Regions from separate parts of the Mus musculus genome. Here region 2 is linked to region 1. The links are chromatin loops, found by intact Hi-C in ENCODE. Cell type or tissue: heart. All regions are shown on one strand. Each heading gives the region's core, and the rest is flanking DNA. Links, peaks and the distances in the headings are about the cores only.

Region 1 (4,392 bases), core at 68-4,067:
CACACATGAAGATTCTGTGGGGGCTTCTAGCCCAGAAGAGCTGCCTTCTGCAGGAGTGTGGGTGTGCTCACCAACCCTTCATCTCCTGTGAACCACAGTGTGTGTGAGGGTTCACCTGGGTGACACACACAATCTCCTCAAACAGAAACAGCTGGCTGCAAGTGGCAGTTCTTTATCTTGCCTAATCATGGTGTCCCTTGAACTGTTTGGTCAAAGTTAAGGATAGAACTATACGTAAGTCATGGTGGTAAAGATACAGGATAGAGTACGCCTGTGGTAGATGCTGAAGGGATGAGTGTATATGTCTAATGTTTGGCCCTCTTTTTAAATTGGAAAGGTATATCTAGTGATTTTTTATTTAAAAAAATGAAAAAGTAAAAAATCTTTTGGAAAGCACTTATAGCTCTACCGCCTACAGATAATAAGAGTTAATGTATTGTTATGTTTCCTTCCTGTGTTTTAGAGCTTTGAAAAAAAATAGTGAATCATATCATTTACTCTATTTTCACTTCATTTTGTACCACAAAACAGTTTCTTAACACGGTAAAGTTGTATCATGGGATGTATCATATCTAACTAAATTAACTCCAACAGAAGTGTCTTAGGGTTTCTAATGCTATGATAAAACACCATGACCAAAAGCAACTTGGGGAGGAAAGAGTTTATTTCAGCTTATAGTTCCAATCACAACCCATTAGGAAGAAAAATCAGAGCAGGAAGTCAAGGCAGAAACCCGGAGGCAGAGAGTCAAGCACAGGGTTCCCGCTCACTGGCTTGCTCGAAGCTTTCTTGTATAACTCAGGACCACACACCCAGAAGTGGCTCCGCTTACAGTGGGCTAGACCCTTCCACATCAGTCATTGATCAAGAAAATGCCCCACGGGTATGCCCACAAGTCACTGTTATAGAACACATGGAGTTTCCTCTTCCCAAGTGAAACTAGCATGTGTCAAGTTGACAACACACTAAGCTAGTACAGTAGACGTCTAAATTATCCAAAACACCGTTGGAAACATCGTTACACATAAGCCTTTATCTGCATCTTCAGTGCTTTCTTTCTGTTTTTAATTTTTGAGATGATAATTACAATATTTCCCACTTCCCTCCCTCCAAACCCTCCCATAAAGTCCTCCCTCCCTCCCTCCCTCCCTCCCTCCCTGTTCAACTTCAAATTCATGGCCTTCTCTAACTGTTATCACACACATACACATACACATTCCTATGTATGACCTGTTCAGTCCACACAATGCTACCTGTGTGTGTTTCCCAGGCTGGCTATTTGGGACTGGTCAGCCAATTGGTGCATTCTTCCCTGGGGAAGGCGACTTCTTCAGCCCCACCTTTTCTCAGTTGCCTATAGATTTAGGTGGGTTGTTTTGTTTTGCGTTGGTTTGGTTTTTTTTTGGGGGGGGGAAAGGGGTGGTATAGATTTGTGGCAGTCATGGGAATCTTATAGTGAATAAGACAAATCATCACATTGCTTTCAAGATTCCTGAATTATACTCCCAGTGTGACTGGCTTCAATTTCTGATCCTTACTTTGGCATGAAGATTAAGGGCATCTGATCACCGCTGTCCAGGAAACACTGTCCAAACATTGTCCCCACCATTGTGAAGAAAACCTAGCACACATTACACAGCTAGGCCTGATCCTGGCTGTGTAAAGGCTAGGGGTTGATCACAGGACTTGTGCTTCTGAGTCTTCGAGGCAAAGGACATCCTTACTTACAGCATGGCCCCTTAACAGAGGCCTCACAGTAGTGTTCAGAGCTGGTGTGATATACAGCAAAGGCCAGATTTTTGTGTCCTTGGTGAATCTTTGGGTTTTTCTTTTTATCTTCTCTCTCTCCATTTCTGTTTTCATTTGTCAGCTAGCTGAATTGTCAATCCCTGCCTTGGCTCAGCGAAAGCTGCCAAGCTCTCTATGCCCAGCTGAACTAGAGACCTCATTTGCCCTCTATGGAGAATGTGAGGCATCCTGGGAGTTCAACTCTGGGTAGCTCGGGTGTGGTCTTTAACATCTCATTTAAGCTGCTGGAGTCCATAGCTCTTCCCGAGCAGGCTGATTAAGAGGCTGAAGTGTGTCCGCTGTAACCTTGATTAGGTAAACTTCAATGTCAGAAGAAATAAGACCCAGTGCATTCAGGCCTTCCTGACGTTCATGCTAGGTAATCAGGGTGATTTGAATTTAGCCAGGACTCATTCAGTGGGTGTGATGGAAACAAGGAGCAGCATCCTTGAATACAGATGCTGAGCAGCAGTAAGGGGGTTGCTTTTCTTCCTTGGCAACAGATTTGGTGCTGTTCCCTCCCCCCATTTCAGGGACATTGCCAGCACATTTCCCATTCATTACTTCCCAGAATCATCATTGGTTAGGTTTTTTGCTCTGCCCTTCGTTGGCCTTCAGAGTAGTGTATGCTCTCAAGCATCCACGAGATACTGATGCTCCTGGACACTGGTTTTATACAGAGGCTGCCTTCCTTAAAGACTTTTGGCAACTCAGGTATGCCGCCACCAAGTGGTAGACTACCTTAGCTCTGCTGGTGGGAAGGCGAGAGGCTCCAAATTGTAATGTTCTCTCCTTGGTGCATCAGGTCTCATGTTTGCCAGCTCTACTTTAAACACTTTTATTAAATACTAAAATTTAAGTAACCATAGATAATTACTGTTTGTCCACTACAACATAGGTTTACTACAAGTTTCCTCTGATAAATGTAGTAAATTCAAATAAAATACTGCATGTGGAAATGGCTAGCTTAGACATACAATCGCCAGCTGAAACTAGGCATTTTATAATGATGTTATTTGGGGGGAAATCTGCTTAAAGAACATAGCATATATGTAATAATCCCTACCTTTCTTTTATAAAATCGTATTTTGAGCAGCTAGAGAAAAGCAGAGCTCAGCCACCGGCTTGCCTTCCTTCGTAGCAGAGCAGAAGTCCCGTGCTACCTCTCAGGGCGCCCACAGCTTTCATTCACTCTCAGCAGCCAGAGCTGGAGAGAAAGGCTTCATTTGTCTTTTCAAACCTTTCCTTCTAAACACTGTTTTTCCTCTTTGCACTCGGAAGGCAAGAACATGGGAGAAACAGCGCTCCCCAGGGCGTTTCTGTGTGTTGCTATCCTCTACTGAGAGCCGTTTGCCCACTGTCTCATGATGTTCAGAGCTGCCTTAGATAAGATCTGTTCCACACTTCTCCCTCATCCGTCCAGTATTGGATGAACATAAATTGAAAAGGGCCATTAAGCCTAGTTTGCCACAGATAGCAGGTCTAAGGTCAAGTCTTTTCATGAGGTCAGATTGTCCATAGGACATGAGTCCTTATGAGTAGAAAGCGTTAGCAGGGTTCTTACTACTTGTCTCTAAGTTTGCAGAGCACCCAGGTAAAAGAGCCTCACTCCTAAACTCCTCAGAGCCAGTACTAGGGAGTCATGCCAGCCTGAAGTCACCAGACTAAGCCTCCTTCAGGACATCTCCTGTCCCCTGTCAAGCCCTTTTCCGGCGGAAGCATGCAGAAGCCTGGAGGCACAGGAGTGGCCTGTCTCCCTGAGGAGGTGCTGCTGCTCCTAAACTGAGCAAGGATGACAGACCGTTCTCCCAGAGCCCAGACAGAGTACTCTGTCGTCAGTGTGGTGACTCAGCAGGGACAGATATGTTTCCGGATAATATACTGATGTAATCCCAGTGTGTGTCCTGATGGCCCCGCCTCTTCTCTTCTCCCAGAGCCTCCTTCTCTCCTAACTCCCAGTTCTGTTAGGTCACTTGAGGACCACGGCTGGCTTGGAGAGCTCCAAGGCCCTCATGCCGGAGCATTTTCTCCCTCACATCTCTCATACTGTTCTGTCCACAGCTGGAATTTTATCTGTTCCCATCACCCGTCATTCGTGTGCTGGGTTTTGGCGTGGTGCCTGAGCCAAAGTCTGACCCCGGTGTTGTGACACACCCCATCCTGGTTCTCTGTGGGAAGAGAACATCCTTGATTTCCAGATTGGGATACCGGAAATCCAGGTTTTCTAACTGGCCAGCTGAAGAGAAACTCCGTGTAGTAGACTTGCAGTAGGGCCAGCCCTTCCTCACACTGCCCAGCCCTGACTACCATGGAGAACTTTATCCGTTCTGTGAGTTCTCAGGACAGTTGCTTACATACACCAATCCCAAGGGGTTTGTCAAATGATCATATGGCCCTTTCTGCTCAATTGCAGACTATTTGGGAGAGTTAGGGGGCTCCAGGTTTTGCCTTCAGGAAGGCTCATGGTCTGGTTGTATTTCTGGAATCAGGGGGAAATATTAAACCAAAATGTGTCCAGCTTACTAGTCACATGGGAACTCTCTCTTGGCCTGTTACTCACAGGTGTGATTAGTAATTATGTTGCTTTCTTTAGGTTAAAACAGG
Region 2 (4,392 bases), core at 234-4,233, 120 kb before region 1:
AGCCCTGAAAAATGGACATACTAATTGGCAAGCATTAGAAAGCTCTGGAGCTGATAAATCTTCAGACTTTGGGCAGTATCTGCTGAAATCTATTCTTATTGACCACGTCAGGCCTGAAGGATCCAAGGGTGGTAGTGAAATTCAATCTTAACCTATGGAGGGAGCGGCTGAGGTAGTTAGAACTCTTGAAGGGGCTGGTAGATAGAGAGTAGATCCCAGGTCAAATGTTAAAGAGAGTCCTCTTTTTAGGCAGTAAAAGTGATTGTAGCTGCCACTTCAGAAAGAGTGGAGATAGTCCAGGTCTGAAACATTAAATTGAGAGAATTTATGTCAGAGATAAATTATAGTCATCTGTAGGATGTAGTTTTTATTACCCTGCTTTAAGCTCTGGGTGGACCATGCTACCAGGCCCTCCCAGGTTCCCTTGAGTCCTCAGATGAAACACACACACACACACACACACACACACACACACACACACACACCACAAATGCCAGTTAATCTTAAAATGCCTTTGCTAGCTCAGTGACTGGACACTCCTAAACTTCCCCTGTTACCCCAGGTGTAATCTGATAGAGGGGCCATTGACCACTCCAGCTGAAAACTCCCATAGCTGGTTGGTTTTATCTCTTGCTGTTCACTTCTGGCCATTCATCTGGAAGGCAGGCACCCATTGGTACCTGTTTGTATGATGTGGGGAAAGGCAAATGGGTATAGGGACATCATGAGCTCTCTTGCACATATGTTCTTCTCTAGACAATATTCTGGGCATCTCGGAGAGGGTCACTGTGCATAGGCTGAGGGAGCTGCTCTCATTAGGGGCAGATGGTGCTGAGCTTGTGAACACAGAGTGGGGAAGATGGACTAGGCTGCTCTCAGGGCTTGATGGGGTCTAGTGAAGACTCCTAAGGACTCAGGATGTTAGGCACTTACAAAGTTGGGATTTGAGAGCCTTGGAGCCTATGTGCTTTACACATTCTTTACCAATGGGAGGCAGCTTCAACCAGAGGCCAGCAGGTGTGGTTGGCAGGATGCTTGAGAGCAAGAGCAAGCCCTGGGAATGTGCAAGTATGAGGGTTTTTAAGGGCTGAGTTACCACAGGAGAATAAAAGATCTGAAGCCCAAGCCAGTGCTCTCTTGTCTCTGTTGCGGATACTTATTTGGTTCAGTTAGAAAAGTCCTTGATTATGAGGCAGTGTAACTTACTCAACAAATGCCTATTGAATAGGAATAACCACACAAGCTCTTTTATGAGCAAAATGGAAACAGTGATGAAGGGAAGGGATGCATGGTTGGAAGGTACCATGAAAGCAGCGAAGAAAATACTCTCTGTGGACTTGGACTTAGATGATCTTAAGGATGAGAGGGAAATGGACCTATGAAGGCAGAGCACAGAAGAGAGGAGAGTAGGGGAAATAATGTTCACGTGAAAGAGCTATGTCTGTATATATTATGAGTGCGTATGAGGAAAGACAGGAATGAGACAGAAAGCTGGCAACACTGGCTGATGGAGACTAGGGGCTTTACCCCTATTGGGCTGCCATTGGGAGATCCCAGTAAGCAAGGCAACGTTGCTCAATGTCTCCTGGCTGAGGTCACTTAGTCGCCTGGGTGTTAGCAGGGCTGCAGGCCATGATTGTTTCAATATGTTCTCTTCCTGGCCTTCTCAAGGGAGCAGTGGTAACTTTATTTTTACCCACCTCTCTGTTTTGGGTATATGCCAGCTTAGTAGCTCTGTGCTTCCAGTTGGGAAGGAACTTCTGTTCAAAGTGCTAAATGGGTGGAGTCTTTCCGCCACAGTAGAAGCCCTGCAGCACTGCTGCCCCTCCTGGGTGTTGACCTTGGCTGTTGAGGGTATGTTCCTTGATTTAATGTTTTTTTTTTCTTCCTCTGCTTTTTAAGTTCTGTCCTGGTACTTCTGAATAGCCAAGGGTTTCTTTAAGGAGCTAGAGCCAGGGTAACATATGAGTTGGGAGTGAGCAAGTTGTCATGGGAATGTAGGTCTTTACTTCAGTTAGATTTACTTTCACTTTATCATAAGTACCAGAAGCTTCATAAATTTAAATTGGTTTCTAGGAGCAGATCCAAGACCAGGAACATTTCTCAGTGTGGAAGAATAGGTTGTCAGCAAAGTTAGGGGTGCGTTTTTCAAGATAAAAATCTATTTATCTGGGTGTGGTACTGTATTGTAGAAGTGTAAGCCAGATAAATCCTTTCCTCTATCAAGTTGGTTTTAGTTGGCATTTTATCATAGAAACAGAGGCTCAAACGAGGACAGTGATTGAATGAGAATCTCAGTGTCAGGCACAGGTTACATCTCTATGATATATTAATCAGAGAGGCCCTGAGGCATCTAAAGCAATATAGGCTGCCATTGCTCCTGGCTGGCCAGCAGAACTAGATGGGAAGACTGGATTGTTAAACAGACCATACATACATGGGTTGCAGGACACAGAGAAATCACTCTTGAACTGACCAGTAATAGTGGGAAGGGTGCTTATGGTGGTAACCAACTTCTCCCTTGATTGGATTTGAGGCTTACTCAACAGGAAGGACTTCTTGACTGGTACTATAGGCTTGGTCAGAACTCATGGAGCTGCTGGCTGCTGAGAGAGTGGCCATTGGAAGGTTGTTCTTGCCCATGTGCATACGAGCAACATTAATTGGACTCAGTGGGTTAAAATTAAGATGTTATAAAAGAAGGAAGTGAAGTTGGAGGGAGATTTGCTGGGGAATGGGTCTTGAGGAGAGTTGGAGGGGCATAGTGAAGGGTGGATATGATCAAGATACATTTTATACATCTATGAAAATTTCAAGGAATAAATAAAAAATGAAGATAAAACTGTCTAGACCTTTTAATTAAAAAAAAAAGAACCTGGGAATATAGTCCAGTGATAATGATTGTATTATAACTTGGTTTTGTTTGTTTGTTTAGGATATAGATTCTTTTTATTTGCCAGAATATTATAGGAACATCTTCATATCAGCCCCTACACTAGTATAGCTAATGTTTTACAAATCAAGAAACTGAGGCAAACAGTCTAGTGTCATGCCCAAGTTGTTTGGTTTATATAATGCTGTGCATAGTAGGGTTCTAGCCTGGTTTTTTTTTTCTTTTTTTTTAATATTTTTTTATTACATATTTTCCTCAATTACATTTCCAATGCTATCCCAAAAGTCCCCCTTACCCTCCCCCCCCACTTCCCTACCCACCCATTCCCTTTTTTTTTGGCCCTGGCGTTCCCCTGTACTGGGGCATATACAGTTTGCATGTCCAATGGGCCTCTCTTTCCAGTGATGGCCGACTAGGCCATCTTTTGATACATATGCAGCTAGAGTCAAGAGATCTGGGGTACTGGTTAGTTCATATTGTTGTTCCACCTATAGGGTTGCAGATCCCTTTAGCTCCTTGGGTACTTTCTCTAGCTCCTCCATTGGGGTCCCTGTGATCCATCCAATAGCTGACTGTGAGCATCCACTTCTGTGTTTGCTAGGCCCCGGCATAGTCTCACAAGAGACAGCTACATCTGGGTCCTTTCGATAAAATCTTGCTAGTGTATGCAATGGTGTCAGCGTTTTTCTTAACCTAAGTAAGCCCTGTGTCCTCTGCATTCCAGCACTGGGGGCTCTGATGAGACGAGCTGGACCCTTGGTATTGGAGGTAGAGCCAGGTGGTGAGCTGTTCATACTTGTGCTGGGGTTTCTCCTAGCCACCAAAGCACCTGGGGCTGTGATCCTAGGCTTCTTTCTGCTTTGAAGCTAAGTCACCTCTATCCTTTCTGGAGTTCACATTAACATCTGCTCATCACCGAGTAGATCCCTCCTCTTGCTCTGCCATTCCATCTTCAGTCCTCTGCAGAATCGGGGGAGTGAAAGATGGGAGATCAAGTGACAGATGAAAGGTCAGAATTCAGACATCTTGGACTTCATTCTGATCTGCATAGTCCAGAGTGAGAGAAGACTGGTCAGTATATGGACAGGGGTTTTTCTGTGGTCCTGCTGCTATGAGCTAAGGCTATAGGGGCTATAGGAAAAAAACCTTTTCCCCTGAGCATATGGAGGGTGGAAGAATAAAAAGTTATATGTATAAAGAAGCAAAGCATCTATAAAGTCATCTCTGGGGAGAGAAGAAAGAGAGTGGTTTCAATGGGGGGGGGGAGAGAGAGAGAAAGAGAAAGAGAGAGAACATTGAGAATATTAAAGGTCACAGGCTAGTGATGTAATTTCTCTTTTTTCGCTATTGCTCTTTATTTTTGGGGACCGCATCTCACTGAACTTGGAGCTTATCAATTTGCCAAGAGTAGCTGTCAACAAGCTCCAGGAATCCTCCTGCCTCCACCTCCCCAGTGCTAAAATTACAGATGTGCTCCACCATGCCTGGCTTTTGCGTAG

Evidence for each region. Hi-C counts contacts between places; a loop is a spot of excess contacts. Peaks named below come from ENCODE experiments on the same cell type or tissue, not always from the same donor. Only the 100,000 strongest peaks of a DNase experiment are listed, where the experiment ranks them.
Region 2: a loop joins it to region 1, with 5 times the contacts of the local background. A loop is called at or near these places in 2 of 42 quality-filtered maps.

What each region holds. Positions count from the first base shown.
Region 1 is chr16:34,371,831-34,376,222 of GRCm38, reverse strand. The region is part of intron 3 of Kalrn (kalirin, RhoGEF kinase); the gene reads left to right. Among named protein-coding and RNA genes, the nearest start is that of Kalrn, 140 kb to the left of the region's middle. In heart, for the core only: CTCF peaks have their summits at 2,518 (motif pointing left) and 3,557; a DNase peak (open chromatin) is centred at 3,792; H3K27ac peaks cover 384 bases.
Region 2 is chr16:34,491,415-34,495,806 of GRCm38, reverse strand. All of the region lies in intron 1 of Kalrn (kalirin, RhoGEF kinase), which reads left to right. Among named protein-coding and RNA genes, the nearest start is that of Kalrn, 20 kb to the left of the region's middle. In heart, for the core only: a CTCF peak has its summit at 1,825; a DNase peak (open chromatin) is centred at 1,796.